Regions from separate parts of the Homo sapiens genome. Here region 1 is linked to region 2. Evidence: chromatin contacts called from ENCODE Hi-C data. All regions are on one chromosome and are shown on one strand. The core of a region is the stretch at or near the end of the contact, and the rest is flanking DNA. Distances in the headings are between cores, read along the strand shown. Region 1 overlaps FIGN (fidgetin, microtubule severing factor). Region 2 overlaps FIGN (fidgetin, microtubule severing factor).

Region 1 (7,439 bases), core at 1,974-4,473, 52 kb before region 2:
GGAGAGCCTTTAAACTCTTTTATAAAAAACATTATGCTATCTTTAAAATCTTATAAAACATAAATCTATAGACTACTTTGATTATAGGTGTAACAAATAGCTTTAAATCACTATTCTCCATGAAATATTTTTTTCTCATGTGTTTGCAGACAGAAAAATTTGAGGGTACAGAAATCATAAAATATTAGACTCTGAGACTTCCAGATTGACTTCTTACCAATATAGAGTTGATTGACAGTTGGTCATTCTGCCTTTGGTTGAACGTGGGAAATAAGTACCTCCTAAGGCATTTCTTTCTATTTTGTCCTTTCTCTGATAAATAGGCAGTTTGCAAATATGTGCACTATCAGTATTCAAGACAGATTTCCTTGGAAACATGATGATACTGGGGTGGTAAAATGTGAGATGCAAACTAGTTGATCTACAGTTGATACGATAACTTAATTCGTGAATGTCTTTGGTTAATATTTTAATTGGGACCTTTATCTAACTAAATAGTGTCTATTAATTTATTTTGTACTGAATACTGGGCAGTAAACAATTTAGCTGGGATTTCACCCAATAGCTCTTTTAGGTGTTCAATAGCTTTACCAGTTGGGTTTGTGTGCTCGTGGAAGGGTCAGCTACTTTCTCAAATCTGCCGTGAATGTTACAATAAATAGCATTACAGTATTTCTAAGGCAAATTCAATTTGATCAAATGTTAAATTATAATGAGTTAGGCAACAGTATTTGACAAGATTTATATTTCATATTTGTGTTTTTAAACCTAAAGATGTACCAGAGAAAAGCATTTGCTCACATTATTTCGTTAAATAACCCAGAAAAAAACAAAGACTCTATTGTCATTCTTTTAAAAACACAATTTTACTAAGAAAACCTATAACCTTTACTGAAAGCTCACTCGTTTTCTTCCAATTTGGGCTCTTGAGAGCTGAAAAGTTCTAGATGCTATCTTACCACTTCATATTGAAATCTAGGTTGATGTCATACACTCTACGCAGAAGAAAGTATCTGTAGTGCTGATTGTTGAACCTGAATCATTACAAAGATGTGCCATTTAGTGAGCTATAATGGACAAATGTTGCTTAGTTAATTGTATAAAAACACTGCATCTTCAGCAAAGAGCTCTAATAGTAAAGGACAGTACATTGAAGGTAGAATAATAAAGATTGTGAAACAATATGTTAAAAGTAGCAAAAGCATTTTTGCAGTGTGACTTCAACAGTGAAGACCCGTGTGTTTAGTTCCTTTGTTAAATAGACACTTCTGGTTTTCTAGAAACCATTCAATGTGCTTCAAGTGAGTTAAAATTGTTAAAATATAGATTAAAAGCCATCAGATTGAGAGTAAAGGCCACAAATTGTAAAACCTTATAGTGGTAGCTTGCCAACAACCAACTTAAATCCAGGGAATATTTAAAAGAGGCTTAAAATTCTACTTGGTTTATAATCAGGAAGCTGTGGGGTTTTAAATTAATAAAAATATTCATGAGAATTATTTACATGTAAAATGCACCCATTTTCCTTTACCCTTCTGGTAGAAGAAAATTGGGTGATCCTTCTCAAAAGGGTAATCATGTAAGTTGGTGGCCACAAAGTATGAACCATGGTTAAAAGTCAGTGGTTAATGGTTTATTTTGTTGTCTGCCTTCTTTTACTGCTTCCTCCTTCCTTCCCTTTCTTTTTATTTACTTATTTATTTATTTTGACCCTATATGCATAGTTGACAGCTGTCAGTAATAGAATTTTTGGCTAGATCTAGACACAGCAATTCTTGAAAAATATGAAACTATATTTGTCCTTTTGGCCTATGATCTGAATTAAAAGATAAAATTATTTCAGGCCAATACAACTACATAGGTACATGCATGCGTGCACACGTGTGTGTGTGTGTGTTTATTTAGTAGAGCAACCTGTCTTTGCAACAAATGACAGTGTTGAAAGCTCTTTCATTCTGAATGGACCAGTTAGTAGCTCCATACAGACACCATCTAAGTGAACCTATTTAAATACCTTTCCAGATTCTTAACTAAGTGGTGCAAGTCTGTCTTGGAGGTGGCACTTATTTGTCCCTTAGGGGTTAAGTTTGGTTTGATATTCAGTTGAAGTGTCAGTAAATAAGATTTATGAGAAATTAATTAAAACTAAAATTGAAAATGGATGAGGTACAAGTTTACCCTAAAATGGCTTGAATATATTTGTCCCAAATGCATGAAAAGAATGTTTTCTAATGGACTCTTTTGATTAGAATAGAAACTAATCACAAATAAACCATTTAAAATTTGCTATCATGATACAATTGTTTTCATTCAGTGGTCGGCCATGCCTTCTTTTAGCCTTGTCTTTGTCCAGGGTTTAGTTTAGTCATGCATATGTCCTTGAAGAAATGTAGCATCTTTCACAAGATTTTGTACAAGTGAAATCAGATACCAATTTTTATTGCAGAACCAAGCCTACAAATGTTTCTCTTTAAAGACATTTTTAATAGAAACAGTAAGGTATAAATCATTTAAGCAATTACCTGGACATTGTGGAAACGGGGCTTGGCTTATTCTGTAGCCCCAGATGTTTCCAGATTCCAGTAATAACCCGGTCCAGATATTTACAGCTTAATTTTCTGTGCATGTGCATTTGTCCACAAATGGCTCCTATTTCCCATTTTCTGTTGGACAACTGGGCTACTTAGAGGTTTAAAAAAAATGATTTCAGCTTGGGTGATGACAAACATTAATGGTGATAATAAGTTGCTTCTAGAAACTTTGATCACTTAAAAACATATAGAGGCTAAATTTTAGAGGATTTTATACTAAAAAATAAATTGTTCAAATGGCATTTTGCTTTATGGATGAGACTGGGATGAATAACTTCCCCCATCCCTCAAAATTTTAGTCTTGATATGCTACGTGATCAAAGTGATTCTTCGTTTTTCTTTAAAAAATGCATATTCTGGCACTGGTTGGGTTATCATGCAGGCTGCTAGTTTTTCTTTGCATCACTACCCCACAGGTTTTCTTCTTCTTACTAGAAACTAAACAAATGGAAAATAATGATTGGTAACCATCTGCTGTGCAGAAATTTTACATATAGCAGTTAACTCTATTTTAGAAAACAAGACCAAATGAGTGCATTATACTGTTGCCAGTAAATAGCAACAAGCACTAGAGCGTTCCTTTGGACAACGCAGGCACACAGGGAGCCAACATTTTGTTATGGGAAGTCAGTTGGTTGGGCTGTGGGGCTGAGTGTGCCCAGACATTTACTTGTGTGTTTGTGTCTGTGTGCCTATGTCTGTGTATGTATTGCTTATGTGAAGAAAGTGATTGCTTCCTCTCTGCCTTCTCCTTGTGTCTCCCTTCTTACCGCCATAATTCCAGTCACGTAAATCAAAGTAATGTAGATGTAAATAAATCAATTCAATCACATCATCCTAAATCTTTTTATTCACTTAAGAAATAAACTTAAAATCCATAAAGTCAGACAGAATAAAGATTTGTAAAAGTATGTAGGCTTCAGATCGGAATCGTGGTTTTCTTCATTGTACATATTACAATGACTAGTGGCTAGCCAATGCATCTTTAGATTATTCTCTTGTCGTATCTTCTGCCTAAAAAACACCTTAACAGGAAATTAGATTGAGTATATGTACAAAAGATATTGACAGGCAATGATTATTCATATAGCTGCTGTTGAAGTATGGATGTTGTATTGAGGGTAGACCTATAATGAAATAGACAGAAGTAAGCTGTTACAAAGAATTTATTCAAATGGACCAGGTAAGGCCTGATTTTATAGTTATCCATATAATCTGTAATATGTCTCTCTCTCTCTCTCTCTCTCACTCTCTCTGTCTTATATATATATAATCTGTTTATTATATCAATATACTTAGGCACTCGAAACATACAATCTCTCTCTTGCTTTCTAACTTTCACTTATTTGATATGGGGATTTTGCCATACAGCAAGAAAAGTTGTTTAAAATGGGCAGTATATTGAGTTCAAAGGACCCATACAGTTCATAAATTCTCTGGTGTCTACTGGATTTTTCATCAGGGAGACTTCCAATAAAAATGATCTATTTTAGAAATAATATTGTTTAGTAGGTTGAAATGTGGTGTAATAAAATTAGACCTTCAGTCTTCTAAAGTTACTACTTAGATGGCACCCTTGGGATGGTAAAATGGCTGTATAAGCAGATGAATCAGACAGTTCCACTGATGGGTACATTTGTCAGTCTCTGTTACAGATATAATATATTCTTATATCTGTAATCCTGACACTGTTACATCCAAATGAAATCAACATGAGGTTGTCATCTTTAAGCAAATATGTTAAGTGTTGTCTTTTGTGCTTTGGATTTGAAAGAAAGGGGCCCAGGGGAGGCAGCATCATGCAAATGGAACAAATCCCATTTCTTCTGAGCTGTGCTGTTTTTCCCCTCCATGGCAGCTGGCTGTGTTATCTTTGTGTGTTTCTCTGAGTGCTGACAATTCTTTCAGTGATCTAAGTTAGGGCACATTAGAAAGTGGAAGCAGCTGTCTGTCGCTATACTGAGAGACGTGTTTGCTCTACTGCAAAGATGAAGGACCATGAATCCTTGACACACTCTCCCCCCTCCCCCCTGTACTTTCCAACATGATCAACATTCAGATGCACAGATTGTCTGCTTGGACAGTTTTTTGTTCTGACTGACAGCATCTGGCATAGACAAATTTAAAAATACATAGCATGCCATGCTTGGAATTGGAACATCCCTTTTTTATTAATCTTCTCATTTAAACCATTCATTTACATTTCAAGAAAGGTTACAGCTTGATATGGTTGAAACGTTGATTTTTAAATGAATAACCTTCTAATGAAATGTCTTGAATAAGTACCAAGCAGCCAGTGTTCATTAAAAATTACACCCGATTAACACGGCCTTGAAAGCCTGAGAGGAAAGGGATTTCTTATTGTTTTAATCCACAATGCAATCCAGTGTTTACCTTTCTGGCACAAAGCGAATAGAAATGATGCCTGTACTTGCAACACTTCTGATATTGAACACAACTATGATATCACCCTTAAGCCGACAAAAAACACTTGGTCTTGTTTAATCAGCTTTTTTTCCCTCTGAAAGCCCTCAGAGGTGTTAAATTTTTTTAAAAAAATTACCAAAATACACCTCTCTCAAATGTCCCACCCCTCCATCACCCCAAAATACTATGACTCTATGCCCACATCAGAAAAAGAAAAAGCTTATATGTTTTCAAGTGGAAGAGTAGTAGAAAACGCTTTTAGGTTAAATGCTTCCCCTGACCCTAGGATGGTGGATATACATTTATTTGTTTGCATTACTTTGGTAATAAAACATAACAGTGCAAAAATTGCTCTCTTTCTCTGCCCCACTCACCCCCACACACATTCACATTTCTTAACCATTCTCAATTCCGTAGTTAACCTTAGCAACATGCCTAGCATTCTTGTAAAAATAATATGAAAATTGGCCATATCAGTCAGTCTTTGGACTTTGAGTCCAGGGGCGGAGGTAGAAATAAGGGTAGGAGAATCCTCTTTTTATCATGCATTTTAGACTTTTCATATCACTGCAGACTTCAGCTGTTAACTACTCACTCCAAGGGTAGCTACATTATTACATAGTTCTAAGGGGTGTTTGGAGAAGGCAAGTGGTGCAAAATTGTAATAAAAAATATATTCAAGTGCTGGGTAGTAAATATGTAAAGCAATGTACTGGATAACTTGGAAAAACAGGCTTCAGAGGGAAGTTCAATTAACAGTTGTAAGCAGAAGAGGTGCTGTATTTCTTCAGCATGTGTAAGAGGTCACTTGCTTTAGGATAAATTTTGACGAATTCCAGAGAGAAATAAATGCTGAAATAAAAATGAAAACAGATTATAGTTTTATATCAAAGGCACTTTTAATTTTTGAATATGATAGGGGAAAATGACAAGATTTTATTCCATGGATTATATATGATTACTTTTTATATATTTTACTATGTTTAAATTATACACTTATTTTACTTTAAACTGTTATTCAAACAAAAGAAATCTTAGAAATGAACATTATCTTTGAATCTGGAACCAGTTTATCCACTCACCCTTCAACCCAGATGCTGGCTCTATAAATTTAAGGTAGACATAATTTGGTTGCTGTTTTTCTTTTCTTTTTTTCCTAAAAGCTAATGGTAGGGAATCCAACTGGAGTGGATCTATTTCCAGTGTTTTGATTGCTAGTAAATGTTTTATAATCAACATTTTAAATATAAATTACATCCTTTGTTATTTTCCATTTTGATTTTTTTTAACGACCAGTTTTTAAAGGTAGTGCCAATGTGCATATGTAAGCAAACTGGGAATGGGTTAAAGTACACAATTCCCTTGTGTAAAAAGCCAGGTTTAGCAGTAATGCTTTTAATCTGGACTTGTGGAAGATTCAGAAGCATCCATAGATCTGCTCCAGTAATTACCATACCCCAAGTGGCACTGGAAGAGACATTTGCCTAAAAACTTGATGTCTTCATTACGCTGTTTACATTTTAATTAGAAACATGAAAATTACTGATTCATACAGACAACTATAGTTTAAGTGGTTTCGTTCACCATCCAATAAATCATAAAAAAGCCCCACAGTTGGCATAAATAGTTTACTAGGAATCATTCATGGGAATAATGTGTTGGCACTATAAGCTGCTTAAAATATGTTTTTATTTTACCAGAGGTAGAATTTGCATATAAATTAGAGAATGGCATTTTAAGTTGACAGTCATTTATGCAGAATACCACCCACATGCAAATACATATATGGGCGTATGTGTATACTTTCTTTGAGTTTATAGGTTTTTGCAGTGTTGTGGATATAGATTCATACCCAGCCTTAGCCTATCAGTTTTTAAAATGAGTGTCCTCTTTTAAAGTCCTTTCAGAAATGCTGTGGGTGTTCTAATGCATATCCACAACCATATCTTTTATTTGTTGGGCAGTATCAACTTGTATAAAAGGAAAATGTTTATTTCTTGTATGTGTATGTCTGGAAAAGGAGTTGCTGTTTCATTTGCTCATTCATTCCCTCTTTCCTCTGTCTTCCATTCATTCTCCCCTAACTTTTGCATGTACCTGTCAATGCTGCTGCCCTGAAACCGCTCCCACTCAGAGCGGCTGGAGTGAAGCAGGGTGGCTGTCAGAGTCCATTCCTGAGTCAGCAGCATGTCCATTGCCTGAATCTTGCGACAGTCACTCATCTAGTTTTTCCTTCCCCAGGGGACAGGCGTCCTCCTCATCAGCAAGGAGGAATGACCCTTCTGGCTGGCATGCTCAAAATCCCGAATCTCCCCACATTGGTGTGTGAGTTCAAATCCCCCCTCCTGGAGGCAGGGCTGGGACTCTAGCTAATGACTCCAAGATACAGAGGGTCAGCGCACTGGTGAGCTCGAGTACTGA
Region 2 (6,857 bases), core at 749-3,248:
AAATATAAAAATTAGAGGTTTATTCAGACAATATGTATGAAGTCAAATACGTATTTCTTATTTATATGTAAGATGTAAAGGATAGAAATGCATTCTTATTTATTGGTTTCTGGAAGCTGAAGTAAGCCTGGGCAACATAGGAAGACCCTGTCTCAACAAATACAAAATGCAAATATTAGCTGGGCATGGTGGCATGCGCCTGTAGTCCCAGCTACTCAGGAGGATGAGCCAGGAGGATCACTTGAGCCTGAGAGGTTGAAGGCTGCAGTGAGTTGTAATTGGGCCACTGCACACCAGCCTGGGCGACTGAGTGAGACCCTTTCTTAAACAAAACAAAACGCTGAAGTAGTGTTTGTTTAGTTGTTATTAGTTATGTAGATTTTTAAGAAATGCACTCCATATTTTGGGGGGCCAACTTTTTTTCAGTTGAGAAAATATAAATGAGTAAAAGGAGTTATCAAATTAATACTTACAGCAGGATGAATATCTTTCCTTTATATAATAAGAATTTATAGTGTATATATATATATATATATATTCCTTTTTTTCTTAATTATGCTAAGAAATTCTTCCTGAAATCTATACTAAATGTCTTTTTTCTTTTTTTTCTTTTGAGATGGAGTCTCACTCTGTCACCCAGGCTGGAGTGCAGTGGCACGATCTCTGCTCACTGCAAGCTCCGCCTCCCGGGTTCACGCCATTCTCCCACCTCAGCCTCCCGAGTAGCTGGGACTACAGGCGCCCGCCACCACGCCCGGCTAATTTTTTGTATTTTTTAGTAGAGACGGGGTTTCACCGTGTTAGCCAGGATGGTCTCAATCTCCTGACCTCGTGATCTGCCCGCCTCAGCCTCCCAAAGTGCTGGGATTACAGGCGTGAGCCACTGCGCCTGGCCTACTACATCTCTTATAAGTTTTACCTATTTAAAACTTTGCTTTAACTGGACAGAGAGGGGGAAAATGTGTTTTATTACCATGTAATATACTTTCATGATTTCTTATGAAGAGATGGAATTCAATTCAAATCAGGCTTTCATTCCTATCTCAACTCCTAAAGCCTTTATCCAGCTCACCACTCACTGTCCTGCATGTGGCAAATTGAATATTTTATCTTATTTGAGCTTCTACCAGGGTCCAACAAAGTTGACCACTGTCTCCTTCTTCAAATAGTTTCTTCTCTTAGTTTGGGTGATCACAGTCTCCTGGTTTTCTTCTTGGTATCCTTTACTGGTTCTTCTTCAGTTTGAACTTTATGTTATAGGGGCTCCCAGGGCTTGACCCTTCTTTTTTAATCTACATGCTCTCCCTAGGTGCTTTCCTTTAGCCCCATGGTGTCTTTAAATACTATTTGTTTGGGTCCCAATGTGAGACAGTCTTTGTCATTCATGGGTTGGAAGATGACTTTTCTGCTAATGTGAACCACTATAGACACCCAGTCATTCTCCATTCTATTATACCAATTTAAGTATCCAGGTAGCTCATATCCCTATCAGATATTTTTCTTGTTTGTTACTTGTGGAGGGTTTTTTGGGGGGGGGGGTTGGAGGTAGGGGTGTTCTCTTTCCTTGAACTCTGTGAGACATTGAATAAAACAGGTGTTGAGTGAATGAATGTTTGCTTGTTTATTTACTTATTCAAAGACGTACACACATATCTATATTCCAGGCTCTGCGCTAGGGATGCAGAGATGATGAAGATGCAGTTCCTGCCCTCAAGGTTTCAGAGTCTTGTGAGGGAGGAAGGCATACAAATAAACAGTTACAGCACAGTGTGAAGAACGCAGCAGTGGAACCCTGTCCAAAGTACAGAAGCTGCCTAGAACAGGATATGATTAATCCCAAGGGGAATGTAGAGTTGGATGAAGCCCAGTAGAGGAATGAATTATTTGGGTTTTAAAAGACGAATAAGATTTTTCAAGTAAACAATGGGAAAGGATTAGGGACTTCCAGACTGAGATACTAGCATATGCCAAGGCACAGTGGTATGCAGTACTTGAGGAATAACTGCAAACATTTGTTCTTACAGAAACATGGGATGTTAAGTGGGAATGGAGGGAATGGAGCTGGAAATGCAGGCCTTGGACAGAAGGGGTTTAATTTTTCCCACTAGGAAGCTTAGACTTCCTCCTGTGGGTAAACTAATGAATGTTGACAGATTTCAAGCAGGTCAAAGATATGTTTACATTTTTATTTTAGAAAAGTTTTTTTTTTTTTTTTGTGGGGATAGTATGGAAAAGGGATTCAGAAGAAAGGAAACCAGTTAGGCCAGTTAGGAGAGAACAGGTGAAGCAATAGATGAAGACCTAAATGATACAAACATGTTGGGGATAAAGAAAGAATGTAGAATGGCGAAAGAAGTCAGAGATGAAATCAGTTGTATTGGTGAGTCTGTGTGAATGCAGAGTGGTTCAGAGTGGGATGAATGAGAGGGACTGATAACAGGCCTTCTATTTCTGGAAACTATGCCTCTGGGGTGACACTAACCAAAAATAGAGAATACAGAAAGGAAAACAGGCTCAGATGGGAATAGCATTCATTTGATAAATACGGTATACATTGATTATATTTTGTACATTTTTATACATATATATATATACACATACACACACATAAATATATAGCCATTGTGCATGAGTCTCAATTTTTTTTTTTTTAGTGAATTTGGTTTTAGACTTCTCAAGTCAGAAAATTTACAGGAAATCTTCTGGGGTATATCCAAATTTATGTTCAAACCCCAAAGTCAAATTCTGATTTTGCCACTAGCTGTGTGATTATGGTACTTCTTTGAGGCTTTGTGTCCTCATTTCTGTCATCCTGATACCAGAGTTGGATTAGAAAATTACCTTGATATTTTTATCCACAAGACATGGTTCTTGGGTTCCACTGGGTCATTAACCATGTACTCAAAGAATAACAGAATTCTAGGTCTTAAAAGGAGATCATTTAAACTAATTCTCTACCTTCCTTGCCCTCAGTGTCAGTTGAGAAAATAGAGGTCCAGAGAGTTTGGTTTGTTGAAAGTAATGCAGTAAATTAATATTGGAATAAGCATTGGAGCCTAGAACTCCTAGCTTCTAATATATCATCTTGACCTACCCCTCAATGTAATGGTCCGTATTATTCCCAATTCTGACTCTCCTATGGTTCTAAAAACCCATATAACTTTGGACAGTTGGAGGAGACAGCTTCTGCTTTGTTGATTTGCCCTGTCAATGTATAATCCTTTGGGGGAATAAAGGAATGCTTGAGGAAGGCGAAGAAGCAAGGCTAATAATGCCCTCTGTCTCTGGTCCTTTAGGGGATTGTTAGTGAAGCTGTTGGTGACACCCCTAGTGACTTGGGGTTTGCTTGAGAGAAACCCTCTTACTCCTGTCCTTTACTCCTTCCTGCATCCATATTCTTTCTACCAAACTCAGGTTTCAAAACCAGAATCTGATAGAGTAATATGTGATTGTAAAGGAAGAGGGTCAACTTCAGCTCTGACATATATTTGCACATCCTGGGGTTTTAAACAAACAAAATGAGTGTTCATTGCTGATTCATGTTTTGCTTTTGGTTCCTTTTCTGCCATAGTCATGTGACATGCACCATGGTGGCTTTCATCATATAATACATTCTGGGTTCTCCTAAATCCTAAAGCACTTTGTAAAAATAAAACCATAGGTCTCATTTTTCTGATGAAGAGAGCAAGGCATAGAGAGGTTTTACAAAGTGATACAACAAATAAAGGGGGAAAAAGAATCCAGGATCATTTTTTTTCACTCTCCATTAAATGATACTCTCTTATGATTTTCTGTTGTCAAAAGCCCTCTCTACATTCTGTATTGTTAGGTCATCATCTCCTATAGTTTGCACAATACGGTGTATTATAGATTGCTCACAAAGCAGCAGATATGAATTCTTTATAATGGATTTATTCTTTTCAATTTTTTTGTCATCTTTGGGCTTAATAGAAATAGTTCAGCATGTTATATTGTGTGATCTGTCCCTAAATAGATAAAAGATTTCTGTGTTTTGAAGGAAACATTTATATTGGTTAATTTGCTGCATTGCCTGCAGGAATGTTAGTCTGTAGGAGGAAAACAACTGTTTCCTGACAAAATTTTCCCTAACTCTGCTAAAAACTCATGTTTTAACAGTAAAATAGGAATAATCCATAAACAATTAAAGAGTAATATCTTCAAGAATGTTTACTATCCCTCAGAACATCTAAGATTGTGAGACACAAAGGTGTCCTTTCTTACATGAAGAATGGCTCTTCCTTAATTCCCTCTTAAGCCGCAAGGCTATGGATGGAGTGAGCATGCAAATGTGAGCCTAGGCATTTACTCCCTGGATATATAGTCCCTGCCTGCTCTTTGAGAGCCACTAGTCTAACGACAATAGAAAGAGAATGTGCACTTTCCTTTAAGAAATTAAACAGCACTGTCCACAATGTGCAAAAGACTGTGAAATTGAAAATGTGTCCCTGGAGTGGATAAAAAAATAATAATAAGTGGCAACTCACAAACAGACTCTTGGCAAATAATCAATTATCTTCTGAATTACTATACAAAACTATAGTTCATTTCACCAGCCCATTGGGGAAACAGTTTCCACACAGGAGACAGTCAGCTTAGATTGGGGAGTTGTTTACAATTTACTTCCAGGGTATCTTCATGTAAATATCAACAGACCATAGTACTGGTGTGACGCAATGTTAGAACCCACGTTATTGGTTTGTTGAACTAACTACGAAATAGCAAATTCATTTGAAGGAAATCTGTTGCTTGTTGCATTTTTGTGGCTAGAGTGTTGACTCACATAGCTTAATTTTTAAATCTGGAGTAACAGTTAAACTTTCCTGAAGATTAAAGATAGGTTTAGTAGATTTTTGCTAGGGCAGCGCTGTTTCATGAACCTGAGTTGAATCTCTGGCCTACGAGTAGATTTAGAGCTGGTTTAAATATAGGAGAACAGGAAAAGAAATGATGCTTTACTACTGGCTGCCCTTATAAATAAAATCAGTAGAATTAAGACTGTTCTGGAAAAATACCTATGATTAATAAATAGACGGGGAAAGAACTAATGGCTGGCTGGCTAGAGTTTTGTATCAGTAAAATTTTAAGTAAACCATAAAATATATATACTAGAATTTAATAAACAATAAGAATCTTAGATAACCTTTCAGGTATGTAAGTCTATGGAAATGTACAAAAGTATTCAGCATCTGTATAACTGGAGAAGAGGATCATAGATGAAGCAGCTTTGGAAGCCAGCTGAAGGAGACACTATAAAGAAAGGAACGATTAACAACAGAACGATCTTCAACTGTCATTGTTCTTTTTACTTTTTAAAGGGGGGTAGGAGGGACTTCAAGTCTACTTAATACAGACTCCTGGGGATCCATTCCTTTATAAGACCCACTTGCCTCATCTACATCCTCAGTCCTGATCACATCCAGCCTCCAGCCTATCCCTTACCATAGACACACACATACCTACAATTACACCCATTTTCAGGATGAGTATAGAGCCACTAACTGCCCAAAGACAGAAAACTAATCAATAGTAGTACTGGGGTTCACCAAGTTGTGTTTAGTCTTTAAACTATCTTTGTTAAAACTCGTAAGTCGTCATTTTGTTTACTGGCCAAAGAGTAAACTATCTTTTTTTTTTCTTTTCTTTTCTTTTGGAGATGGAGTTTCGTTCTTGTTTCCCAGGCTGGAGTGCAATGGCATGATCTCAGCTCACTGCAACCTCCGCCTCCCGGGTTCAAGCAATTCTCCTGCCTCAGCCTCCTGAGTAGCTGGGATTACAGGCATGTGCCACCACACCCAACTAATTTTGTATTTTTAGTAGAGATGGGGTTTCTCCATGTTGGTCAGGCTGGTCTCGAATTCCTGACCTCAGGTGATCTGCCCACCTCAGCCTCCCAAAGTACTGGGATTACAGGTGTGAGCCACCGTGCCCGGCAGACTATCCTTTTTAAAATAACTGCAGATCACCTGAGGTTGGGAGTTTGAGACCAGCCTGACTAACACGGAGAAACCCCGTCTCTACTAAAAATACAAAATTAGCCAGGTGTGGCGGTGGGCACCTGTATTCCTAGCTACTTGGGAGACTGAGGCAGGAGAATCCCTTGAACCCGGGAGGCAGAGGTTGCGGTGAGCTGAGATCATGCCATTGCATTCCAGCCTGGGCAACAAGAGCAAAACTCCGTCTCAAAAAACAAACAAACAAACAAACAAAAACAACCTGACATCTACAATTCAGAACGGTTCTTCCAGAGCTTGCTAACTTATTCTTCAACAATATACTTAGTCTTCAAAAAAAAAAAACCAACATTATTTTTTAGGCCAGGTGCGGTCGATCACGCCTGTAATCCCAGCACTTTGGGAGGTCAAGGCAGGTGGATCATCTGAGGTCAGGAGTTTGAGACCAGGCTGGCCAACATGGTGAAACCCCATCTCTACCAAAAAATACCAAAAAAAATTAGCCAGTGAACAGCCTGGCCAACATCGTTGTATTAGTTCGTTTTCAAGCTGCTGACAAAGACATACCAAGACTGGGAAGAAAAAGAGGTTTAATTGGACTTACAGTTCCACATGGCTGGGGAGCCCTCAGAAGCATGGCAGGAGGTGAAAGTCACTTCTTATGTGGTGGCAGCAAGAGAAAAATGAGGAAGAAGCAAAAGCAGAAATCCCTGATAAATCCATCAGATCTCATGAGACTTAATTCACTATCACAATAATAGCACAGCAAAGACCAGCCCCCATGATTCAGTTACCTCCCCCGATTCAGGTCCCTCTGACAACAGGGGGAATTCTGGGAGATAAAATTCAAGTTGAGATTTGTGTGGGGACACAGCCAAACCATAT

Evidence for each region. A loop is a pair of places that touch in the nucleus more often than their neighbours do. Pooled maps may share reads with other maps.
Region 1: a map of posterior vena cava shows a loop between it and region 2 (2.9-fold over the local background). The contact joins two enhancer-like sites. A Hi-C loop is called at or near these places in 8 of 168 maps with a recorded cell type or tissue (Caco-2, HepG2, aorta and 4 more) and 2 of 50 pooled maps.

What each region holds. Positions count from the first base shown.
Region 1 is chr2:163,715,240-163,722,678 of GRCh38, reverse strand. All of the region lies in intron 2 of FIGN (fidgetin, microtubule severing factor), which reads left to right. LOC107985957 (a long non-coding RNA gene) reads left to right here. Exons shown (of 2, transcript XR_001739759.2): 1 at 1-7,439. Among named protein-coding and RNA genes, the nearest start is that of FIGN, 17 kb to the left of the region's middle. RefSeq lists an enhancer at 3,731-5,182. Within about 2 kb of position 3,223, at least 2 of the 41 ENCODE cell types and tissues checked have a DNase peak (open chromatin) inside an H3K27ac peak, as active enhancers do; they include heart right ventricle, where a contact is called at or near this core.
Region 2 is chr2:163,662,697-163,669,553 of GRCh38, reverse strand. The region is part of intron 2 of FIGN (fidgetin, microtubule severing factor); the gene reads left to right. LOC107985957 (a long non-coding RNA gene) reads left to right here. Exons shown (of 2, transcript XR_001739759.2): 2 at 1-1,606. Among named protein-coding and RNA genes, the nearest start is that of FIGN, 70 kb to the left of the region's middle. RefSeq lists an enhancer at 1,581-1,875 and a silencer at 1,581-1,875. Within about 2 kb of position 1,998, at least 6 of the 41 ENCODE cell types and tissues checked have a DNase peak (open chromatin) inside an H3K27ac peak, as active enhancers do; they include heart right ventricle, where a contact is called at or near this core.